Regions from separate parts of the Mus musculus genome. Here all the other regions are linked to region 2. Evidence: chromatin contacts called from ENCODE Hi-C or POLR2A ChIA-PET data. All regions are on one chromosome and are shown on one strand. Each heading gives the region's core, a stretch centred on a gene start or an enhancer-like site at or near the end of the contact. The rest is flanking DNA. Distances are from core to core; before and after follow the strand shown. Region 1 overlaps Kdm2b (lysine (K)-specific demethylase 2B). Region 2 holds the start of Kdm2b (lysine (K)-specific demethylase 2B). Region 3 holds the start of Morn3 (MORN repeat containing 3).

Region 1 (2,761 bases), core at 261-2,760, 62 kb after region 2:
ATTGGTTTGGGCCAGCCTCTCTGGTCCCGGGATCTTACCCGCCTCTCTCTCTCCAGCTCTCATCTGTTCTTTAGGGAGTGGTTACCATCTGCATTAGTTTCCTAGGACTGCAGTCTCAGAGCACCGTGTGTTCAGTTGTTTTCTGGGACTAAGAGACTGCTGAGTCTGAAAGCAAGAAGATGTTTACAGAGCCATTCCTATGCCTAAGGCTCTAGGAAGTGCCTGCCCTTGGCTCCTCCCTCTTCTTGTGGCAGCTTGCAGTCCTTGTTATATCCCTCCCACCTGAAGCCATGGTTAAGACAGATCATAATGGTGCGCTCTCTCTCTCTCTCTCTCTCTCTCTCTCTCTCTCTTTCTCTCCCTCCCCACACCCCATCCACCCATATTGTCCATGAGTGACACCAGCCATTAAATTCAGGCCCAGATGAATTCAGCGGAAACTCAGGTCAAATTGATTAAATGTATTGAAACTGTCCCCATAGTCACAGCCTGGGGCTCTCACTGCACATGAATTTTGGGGACACACTGATTAGCAACAATCATGGGACGAAGTAAATAATTGTAAGATGGGATTGGCTAGCAAGGCGTCTCTCCTAGAAACATCCCTGCTCTCAGCTAGAACTCGGAGAGAGTGGTGGCTCTGGGTAGAGGGGATAGAGGGGTGTGTAAGTATTTGAGGATGACTGTAGTCCTCGGATCAGTTCTAAGGGACTAGAGTATAGCCAGGTATGTGGCAGGGCTGTGGAGGGCTTTAGCACATGGGCAGGGATGACCGAGAGTGTAGGTGGATGAAGCAAGGTGCTTCCATGATTGGGCAAAGTGCAGCCCAACCATCATTAACTACTCTATGCCCCGCCCTCTTGGCCTGAGTCCATGCTCTTCTGGCTAGCCTCACCTTATCATGGTATAGAAAACCATCATATCCGTGTGCATGGAATTGTGGGGCTGCAATCGAATTGTGGGGCCAGTGGGAATTATAGGGGCTACACAGCTGTAGGGCTGAAAGACACATTTCTTGTTTTAAAAAGGCTTTCTCTCCCTTTCCTTCCTACCTCTTTCCCTCCCAGCTCCCTCCCTCTTTCCTTCCCTCCCTTTCCATCTTTATTCCACCCACTCCTACCCCCCACCCTCCACCCCTGCCCCCACCCTTCACCTCTACTCCCTCACTCTTTGGATACAGTCTCGCTCTCTAGCCCAGGCTATATAGAGCTCGATCTGGTCCTAATCCTGTGGCAGTATTGTCTCAGCCTCTCCAGTGTCAGGATTATCGTCACGAACTAACGTGCTGGGCCAAGTGTTTCTTTCTCAGCAGCCTAGAGATCAGTTGTTGTATTCTGGCATCACACTCCAAGCATGAGAGAGAAGAAAGTCCTAAATTCGGAGTGGGCTGTGGATGTCAGTTCTAAATTAGGAGTCCACTGTCCAAACAGATGTCGCTTGGCTTTAAGGACAGTTGTGGAGTCAGGTCACACAGTCCCTGCACAGTCCATTATGTAGCTGACGTTCTTGGGGACATGGTAAAAATAGGAGAAGGTGTGATCCATTGTCACGGCTGACACATGTAAAGCCCAGCAGGGGCCTGAAGTTCTCCGTAAGCTAGGGCTGATATTATTTCAGACACTTTGGGGTGAAGACAGTTTTGTTACCGGTCTGGTCTGAGAGCTAGAGGAGCCATGTTGTAAGGAATGGGTAGAGCCTTTTGTTGCTGTTTTTTGAGACAGGGATTCTCTGTGTATCCCTGGCTGTCTTGGAACTCACTCTGTAGACCAGGCTGGCCTTGAACTCAGAAATCCACCTGCCTCTGCCGCCCAAGTGCTGGGATTAAAGGCATGCGCCACCATTGCCCGACCGGGCAGAGCCTTTTTTCTTTTGAGGACTTAGCATTCTCCACCCTGGCACCCACCTGCTTCTAAAGATCCTCGTTTCTGGTGTTACCAGTTTTCAAGACAGCGAGAGATGTACAATCTAGATTTGTTTCTCTCTCTCTCTCTCTCTCTCTCTCTCTCTCTCTCTCTCTCTCTTGCTTAGAGTTTGGCCCAGGATCTTGGGAATGTTGCGTGTGCTGGGTCACAGAGTCTCCTCCTCCAGCTCTGTTGACTCTGTAAAACCTTCTTGCCTACTTCAAAGGAGGCTTCTCCTCAGAGGGGAGCTATAAGGCAGGAAGTAAGTGCCCAGGGGGGCTGGCTGGCTTCCAGTGTGATCACAGAATCTTGTCCCCTGCCTATGCAACCTCAGGAGCCTGGGGGAAGGACTCTGCATCAGGTATCCAGGTAGCATCCTAATCCAGGATCTAGGATTCACCTTACTGTGTAGAGACCTCTTACCCACATAAGATTAGAAGTTTCCGTTTGCGTGTATTGGAAGTTAGAGTTAAGACTTAAACACAGTTTTATGGGGAGGACTGTAATGCAGTCTACTACAGATGAAGTGGTTGTTTTGTTTGTTTTTCCAGGTGCAGATAGGAATAGAGGGAGGGGTTCTGAGACCCGAATAAACTGTCACCTGGTGCTCCCCAGAACAGCAGTTCTGGCCTTGTTACAGCCCCCTCATGAACCCCACTGTTGGAGCTCCAATCCTAATGCCAGGCATTGCCTTCTTAGTGCTGGTATTTTTAGTCATGGCATAGGCTAGGGGCTTCCAGTGATTAACACCCCACTCTGGGGAGCAATGGAGGCCAAAGCTCTTGTTAACAAATTAAATTCTTGGAGAGAAGTTGGCATGATGGGGGGAGGCAAGGTTCCTTTGGTAGGTCATACATGGG
Region 2 (2,989 bases), core at 167-2,666:
AAACAGCAGTCACCTAAACTCATAATTTCTTGAATCTGGGTTTCTCCAGGGTGCAAAATGACCTGCTTTAGCTTGTACGCCAAGCTAGCGTCACCTGGGAGGTCTCTCAGAACATCCTTGTGATGCTGTCATTAGGCCCTTGCAAGAAAGGAAGAGGCCCGGAGGGAAACAAAGTTTAGGGCCAGCATTTCTCTCAACTTAAAGGAATTCCAGGACCACTGAGGGTCAGTCAATTCTGGAAGCAGTCACAAGCACTACTTAAAAGACGGAGGAACATTGGGGATCTGCTACTCCAGGAATATTCACAAAGGCTGCCCCCCTTCTCCGCTGAGAAACAATATGGATCAATCAAGGTTGCTGTACCCCAGAAAGCCACAAACAACCACCACTTTTCTCTTAAACTGCCACACGAGAGAGGCTTACCTTTTGCCTGCCTGCATTAGAGACGCTGAATCCGATTCTCTATTCCCTCCTGTGTATCGATTTATCTCTTCTCAGCGAGTGTAGAGACTTTTTTTCCTTTCTCTTTAAAAGCCCAACTTCTATTTCAGGGCTGTACTACCGAGGCTATCCGAATGAATGAACCAAAGGCTTTCTTCCGGTCAGCTGCAGTCTGAAAAGGCTGTGGACTGGCTGTATTTCCTGTACCTGTGCGTGTGTCTCCATATTATTATTTCAGCCCCGGGAGTTTAAAAGTTATGCAGTCTGTACAGATACAGTGCTGAGGTAATTTCTTTCTGAGCCCCTCAGATGCCTCCTCCATATGGCAGGTTCGCAAATGGATAAGGGTCTGGACAGGCTGGCCCCTCCCCCCAGGCATGCAGTAGAAAAGCAAAACAGAAAAAGAAATCACACATACAAAATACTTTGAATTTAGGTCGCCAGCATAGGTAATGAGGAAAGGTGGGTGAAGGAAGAGAGGGACAGCCCTGCGTAACCCAAGCAAGAGGGGGCAGGGGCAGAGGTGGGGGGTCGTTTTGGGGGGTGCCAGGCCCCGGGGGCTTTCACGCCAGCAGGCTTGGCTAGCATTTCCGCGCCTCCCGCTGAGGCCATCCGTGCAAATCTGCACCTCCCTCCCCACCCCCTCCTCTCTTTCCCTCCCTCCCTGCCCCGCCATCTCTGGGATGCGCCCGCCGCCTGCAACTCAGCCCTCCAAAAGTCAGCTCCCGGGCGGCGGCGGCGCCTGCGTGCAGAGGCGCACTCGTGACCCAACAACAAAACAGCGATGCCAAGGCGCTAACAGCGCCCGGTGCGTCCCAGGCTCCCTTCTGGCCCCACACCTCCTACGGCTGCGGTCCCCGACACCCCCAACCCGAGCCCCCCCTTTCCCCAACTAGCCTAGCCGCAAGCTCCGAGCGCGATCGGCAACAATGTTTACGTTCCGGGGATTATGACGTCGACGCCTCCCCCCCCACAACTGCTGAAAATGGTTTCCTAGGACTTTGCAAACGGATCTGCTTAAGTGTTGGTGCAAAACTTTGTAGATATCGGCTCTGGCTTGCTCTATTTATTTATTTTTTTGCTTTCTTTTCTTTGGTCTTCCCTCCTTTCCCCCTCCGCCAAAATGCAGGGGGCAGGAGTGTTGACAATTAATTGGTGAACTCTCCTAAAAAAATGGAGGCAGAGAAAGACTCTGGAAGAAGATTGGTGTGTAGCTTTTTTTTTCTCCCCCAAATCTGTATCTGGTATATGATCGATTTATCTATCTATTTATTTTTTTGGTTGTTTCTTGCTGCCTTTTCTTTCCTTTTCTGTATTTTGCAAGAGGACCGGAAAAAAATAATAAATTGCATGCAAAAGGAAGCAAGCAGCTTACTCCTCCAGTCTCTTGTGAGGCTCAGGGTCTCAGACACTTAAGTGGGGAGGAGGCAACGCCGAAAGGCGTGGAAGGGACTGAGCGGGCTCGGGGTTCGCCTGGGATCTGGGGGGCTGCGGGGCTCGGTGCTGAGCGGCGGAGGGAGGAGGAAGAAGGATGCGGGGAGTGGTGGGGGAGTCTCCTTAGGAAGTGAGTGTGCGCGCGCGCTCGTGGGGAGATGAGGCAGCTGCTGGTGCGTTTTGGGGTCTCTGATAGAAGCTTTGTGGTGGGCTGGCTGCCTCTCTCCCCCCACATTCTTAACCTCCTCCCCTCCCCTCCTCTTCTTGCACTAGCGGTCGGTCGGCGGGGGCCGTTAGGGTCTCAACCCTTCCGTTTCAGCTTTCCAGCTTTTCTGTAGCTCGGGAGCAGCTCCAGCCTTAGTAATGCCGCCGGCCCTGGGTTCCGGCTTCCCGGGTTGGCCGCCGTGGCCGCCAGGGCTGCTGTTACCGCGGAGCCGGTTGCTGCAGCGGCTTCTCTCGGGGCCTACATCTGCCCCGCCAGCTCATACCCGGAGCCCCCTTCAGGGGTTACATAACCAGGCTCCCAGTCGAGTGGGCAAAGCTTAGCACATCACTTGGCGTGGGGGCAGAGGAAAGCCCCCAAATACCATTTCCATAGCTTCCAAAGATGCAAGAAGGGATTGCTTCGTTTAAGGGCAGTCGGGCCTTGGGGGTGTGAGCCCCTTTTTCTGCTTTCCAGCATCTTTGGCATTTGCGCAAAGTTGCTCAGATTGCAATGCTGGGGTGCAGTGGGCGCGCGACTCTTGCACCTGTTCTTGGTGGGCCCAGGGTGAGAGGAGACCCCCCCAAGTCCTCTCAGTAATGTCCGGGGTTCTCTGGTTGGGTCCCCGCAGCGTGCGATTGACCGCCAGAGATACGACGAGAACGAAGACTTGTCGGACGTGGAGGAAATTGTCAGCGTCCGTGGCTTCAGCCTGGAGGAGAAGCTACGTAGCCAGTTATACCAGGGGGACTTCGTGCATGCTATGGAAGGCAAAGGTGAGGCACCCCCCTCTCCTGGCTTCACTCTGCAGAGGGCCAGCGCGCACGTGGGGAGGGAGCTGCCTGTGGCTGGGTTCGTATTTCGCGCCCGCGTCCCCCATTCCAGGGGATCCGGTGACGAAACGAGACTGAG
Region 3 (3,020 bases), core at 513-3,012, 58 kb before region 2:
GGATATATAAAGATACTGCAAATGCAGATTGGTAGCCTCAGGATTCTGACAGCAGCACAAACCTTCTATACCATGGCTCCCCTCTCAAGTCCTCCACTCTCCATCTGAGGCCCTGCCAAGAAGCCAGATCTCTACACAACAATTAAAGGGCACGTGGAGAACTGCCAGTATGGGGCTGGAGAGATGGCTCATCGGTTAAGACCACTGCCTGAGGACCAGTAGATAGAGTACTTGCTTGGCATGTGTGAAGCCCTGGGCTTGATTCTAAGCACTGCATAAACCAAGCAAGAAGGCTAATGCTTGCAATCCTAGCATTTAGGAGGTAGAGTTGGGAGGACCGCTAATTTAAAGTCATCCTGCATCGTGAGTCTGAGGCTAGCCTGGGTTACATGAGACCCTGGATTGAAAAAAAGTCATTCTCAGCTACATTGGGAGTTTGAGTCTAACCTGTACTACATGACACCCTATTAGAAACAGAAAGGGGCAGAGAGAATGAATGAATGAATGAACTTGAGTGTAGTGGTACATGTCTTTTATGCCAGCACTCAGGAGGCAAGAAGAATAATGCAAATTAGGGGCTAGCCTGGTCTACATCTGGTCTACATATGGAGTATGGAGTTCCATGTCAGCCAGGGCCACAGAGCCATAGCAAGACTCCATATTAAAAAAAAAAAAAAGCAAGCTTTGTTTTGTTTTGATTTTTTTGTTTGTTTGTTTTGTTTTTATTTTGGGTTTTTGGCTTTTCAAGACAGGGTTTCTCTGTGTAGCCCTGACTATCCTGGAACTCACTCTGTAGACCAGGCTGGCCTTGAACTCAGATATCTTCCTGCCTCTGCCTCCTGAGTGCTGGGATTAAAGTCATGTGCCAGTAGTCCCCTCTGTGGGAACAGAGGCTGTAAAACATGCACAGGTGGCAGGCACAGTGTCCAACCTGAAGCACACAGGTTGTGAGGCTGACCCTGTGGGTGGATGCTAAGATACCATGACCTCCTAGAACTGGCTTCAACCTGAGGATATTTTGATTGGCAGCACCTGTGTGTATGTGCTGCCGGTGCAAGATTTAATGGGAGTGGATTTGTACAGCCTCAGAACCTATGGAGTATGTGGTTGTATTAGTTGAGGGAGATTGCGGTCCCCAGGATGTAGATAGGAACGTTTTTATCACCCATGAGCCAGCTGGAGACAGATGGAAAGACATGAACAATCCCTTCTGGAGATTCTGGGGACCTGAGGAAAACAGGTCGGGGCTCCCAGACATGGGGAGGAGACCCTGGGCCACCCACTGTTTCCCTCTAGAGTCTATGGCTCTACCAGATAAGAGTCGTAGGGCTCAGATGTGGAAGGATGACCAGTGAGCCAAGGGCTGTCCAACTGTGTTTGTTTTGAGACAAGGTCTCACTGTATAGCTAGACTTGCAGTCTGGGACAGTTAGTCACCATGAAATCAGTCTCTGATTTGTGGGATCTCCCCTGCTGAAAGGCAACCCCTGAGCTTCATCTGTCCCATCTACCAGGTACGTAGGGCAAGGGCTAACAGGGCAGGCAGCTGTCTGCCTGATACCCTCTGATACACCTGGAGTGGTCCCAGTACTTGGTACCATCTGATCTTTCTTACTTCGAGTCTCTTCTACCAAAGTCGGTTCCTGATTGGTCTTTCAAGTCATTAAGTCACCTGTGAGCATCATTTTTCCCAGGGGCAGCTTCTCTCCAGTGTCATCACAATCCCTGGGTTCCAAAGGAATTATGCCATCACATCCCTGACAGATGGACCCTAGGAGAATGCAAGGGCAAGGACTGTTGTGGGTCAGTCCAGCACAGAGGGATCCCCACTGAGGGCTCTTCACCTGCCCTGGGGACTCAGAACACAAATGACCTGCCCTATTGGAACTCAGGCAGGCACCTCCCCAGGAAGTACCAGGATCCCCAGGATACACGGGAGTCACTGAGCCCCTGATGCCCCTACCTCCTGCTAGCACCCCCGCAACACCACAGAGGCAGCCAGCATGCCGGTCACTAAGTGTCCAAGGAAAGTAGAGCCGCCGTGGAAAGGGTGGGACCGGAAAGCCCAGAAGAACGGACTGAGACACCAAGTGTTTGCTGTGAACGGCGATCACTACGTGGGCGAATGGAAGGGCAACTTGAAACACGGTAAGCTAAGCGGGAGAGCCTCCGGGGATTAGTGGCCAGCGTGGGGTCAGAGTGGGTGGGCAATGCAAAACAAAACAAAAAGCACTGTTACAGAGTCCATTAAGAACATAAGCGATCTTGTTTTGTTCCCAACCCCACTTAGTGACCAGAACCGGGACCAGCAGGGGGCTGTGGCTCTGAAGTCCAAGTCAGCCCTGACTTCAGCTGAGCCAGAGTCTAGGGACAGAAAACAAAAATGGGATAGGGATCATCAGAAGCCAGCCCAAAGCTGGGTGGGGTTCTGGGGGTGCTGGATCGCTCTCTGTCTTCTGACAGGGTAGCAGAGCCTGGGGTTGGTTGAAAAGGTCAACACATTAAGAAAATGACTTGCAGTAGGCGTTGTGGGCTTCAGATGCTGCCCTGATGCTCTGCAGATGGTGGGGGCACAAGGTCTGGGCCTCAAGACACAGGTTGGACCTATCCAACCCCCCAGAAGTAACTGAGTGACCATGATTACTCCTGTATGCCTGGACTCAAGTCTTAACCAGCAGGGGGCGAATGGGTTCTGGCCGATACATTGCAAATCACGTTTGTCCGGGATGGATGGGGGTAGGACGGGGACTCTATTTAAAAGCTCTAGTCTTGCAATTCCAGACTTAACCACTTTCTTCTCCTGCCTTCCTGGGTTATCTACACTAGAATCCCTGAGCCTGCATTGTTAGAATACCTTATCTATAGGTTTTCTCATCTGTTAAGTGGCAACAATGTCTCTTTATAAAGTACACGCAGCAAGATTGCTCAGAGCAAGGGTGCTCGGGGAGACTCTGCAAAGTAGACTACCATCACATTTCCCAAATGAGGTGACCTGGGAAGAAGTGACTACTGAAGAGGTGG

Evidence for each region. A loop is a pair of places that touch in the nucleus more often than their neighbours do. ChIA-PET counts read pairs that join two places held with the same protein, here RNA polymerase II (POLR2A).
Region 1: POLR2A ChIA-PET joins it to region 2 with 17 read pairs in Patski. The contact joins the enhancer-like site here to the promoter of Kdm2b in region 2. POLR2A ChIA-PET finds 5 or more read pairs at or near these places in 4 of 5 experiments (Patski and embryonic stem cell).
Region 3: POLR2A ChIA-PET joins it to region 2 with 16 read pairs in Patski. The contact joins the promoter of Morn3 here to the promoter of Kdm2b in region 2. A Hi-C loop is called at or near these places in 2 of 37 maps with a recorded cell type or tissue (gastrocnemius and left cerebral cortex). POLR2A ChIA-PET finds 5 or more read pairs at or near these places in 4 of 5 experiments (Patski and embryonic stem cell).

Annotation. Positions count from the first base shown.
Region 1 is chr5:122,925,965-122,928,725 of GRCm38, reverse strand. The region is part of intron 11 of Kdm2b (lysine (K)-specific demethylase 2B); the gene reads left to right. Among named protein-coding and RNA genes, the nearest start is that of Gm33118, 14 kb to the left of the region's middle. Within about 2 kb of position 1,510, at least 1 of the 3 ENCODE cell types and tissues checked has a DNase peak (open chromatin) inside an H3K27ac peak, as active enhancers do.
Region 2 is chr5:122,987,526-122,990,514 of GRCm38, reverse strand. It overlaps Kdm2b (lysine (K)-specific demethylase 2B), which reads left to right and starts at 1,416. Exons shown (of 23, transcript NM_001003953.2): 1 at 1,416-1,647; 2 at 2,709-2,853. The coding sequence starts at 1,615. It overlaps A930024E05Rik (RIKEN cDNA A930024E05 gene), which reads right to left and starts at 1,161. Exons shown (of 3, transcript NR_045820.1): 1 at 424-1,161.
Region 3 is chr5:123,045,758-123,048,777 of GRCm38, reverse strand. It overlaps Morn3 (MORN repeat containing 3), which reads left to right and starts at 1,762. Exons shown (of 5, transcript NM_029112.2): 1 at 1,762-2,147. The coding sequence starts at 2,003.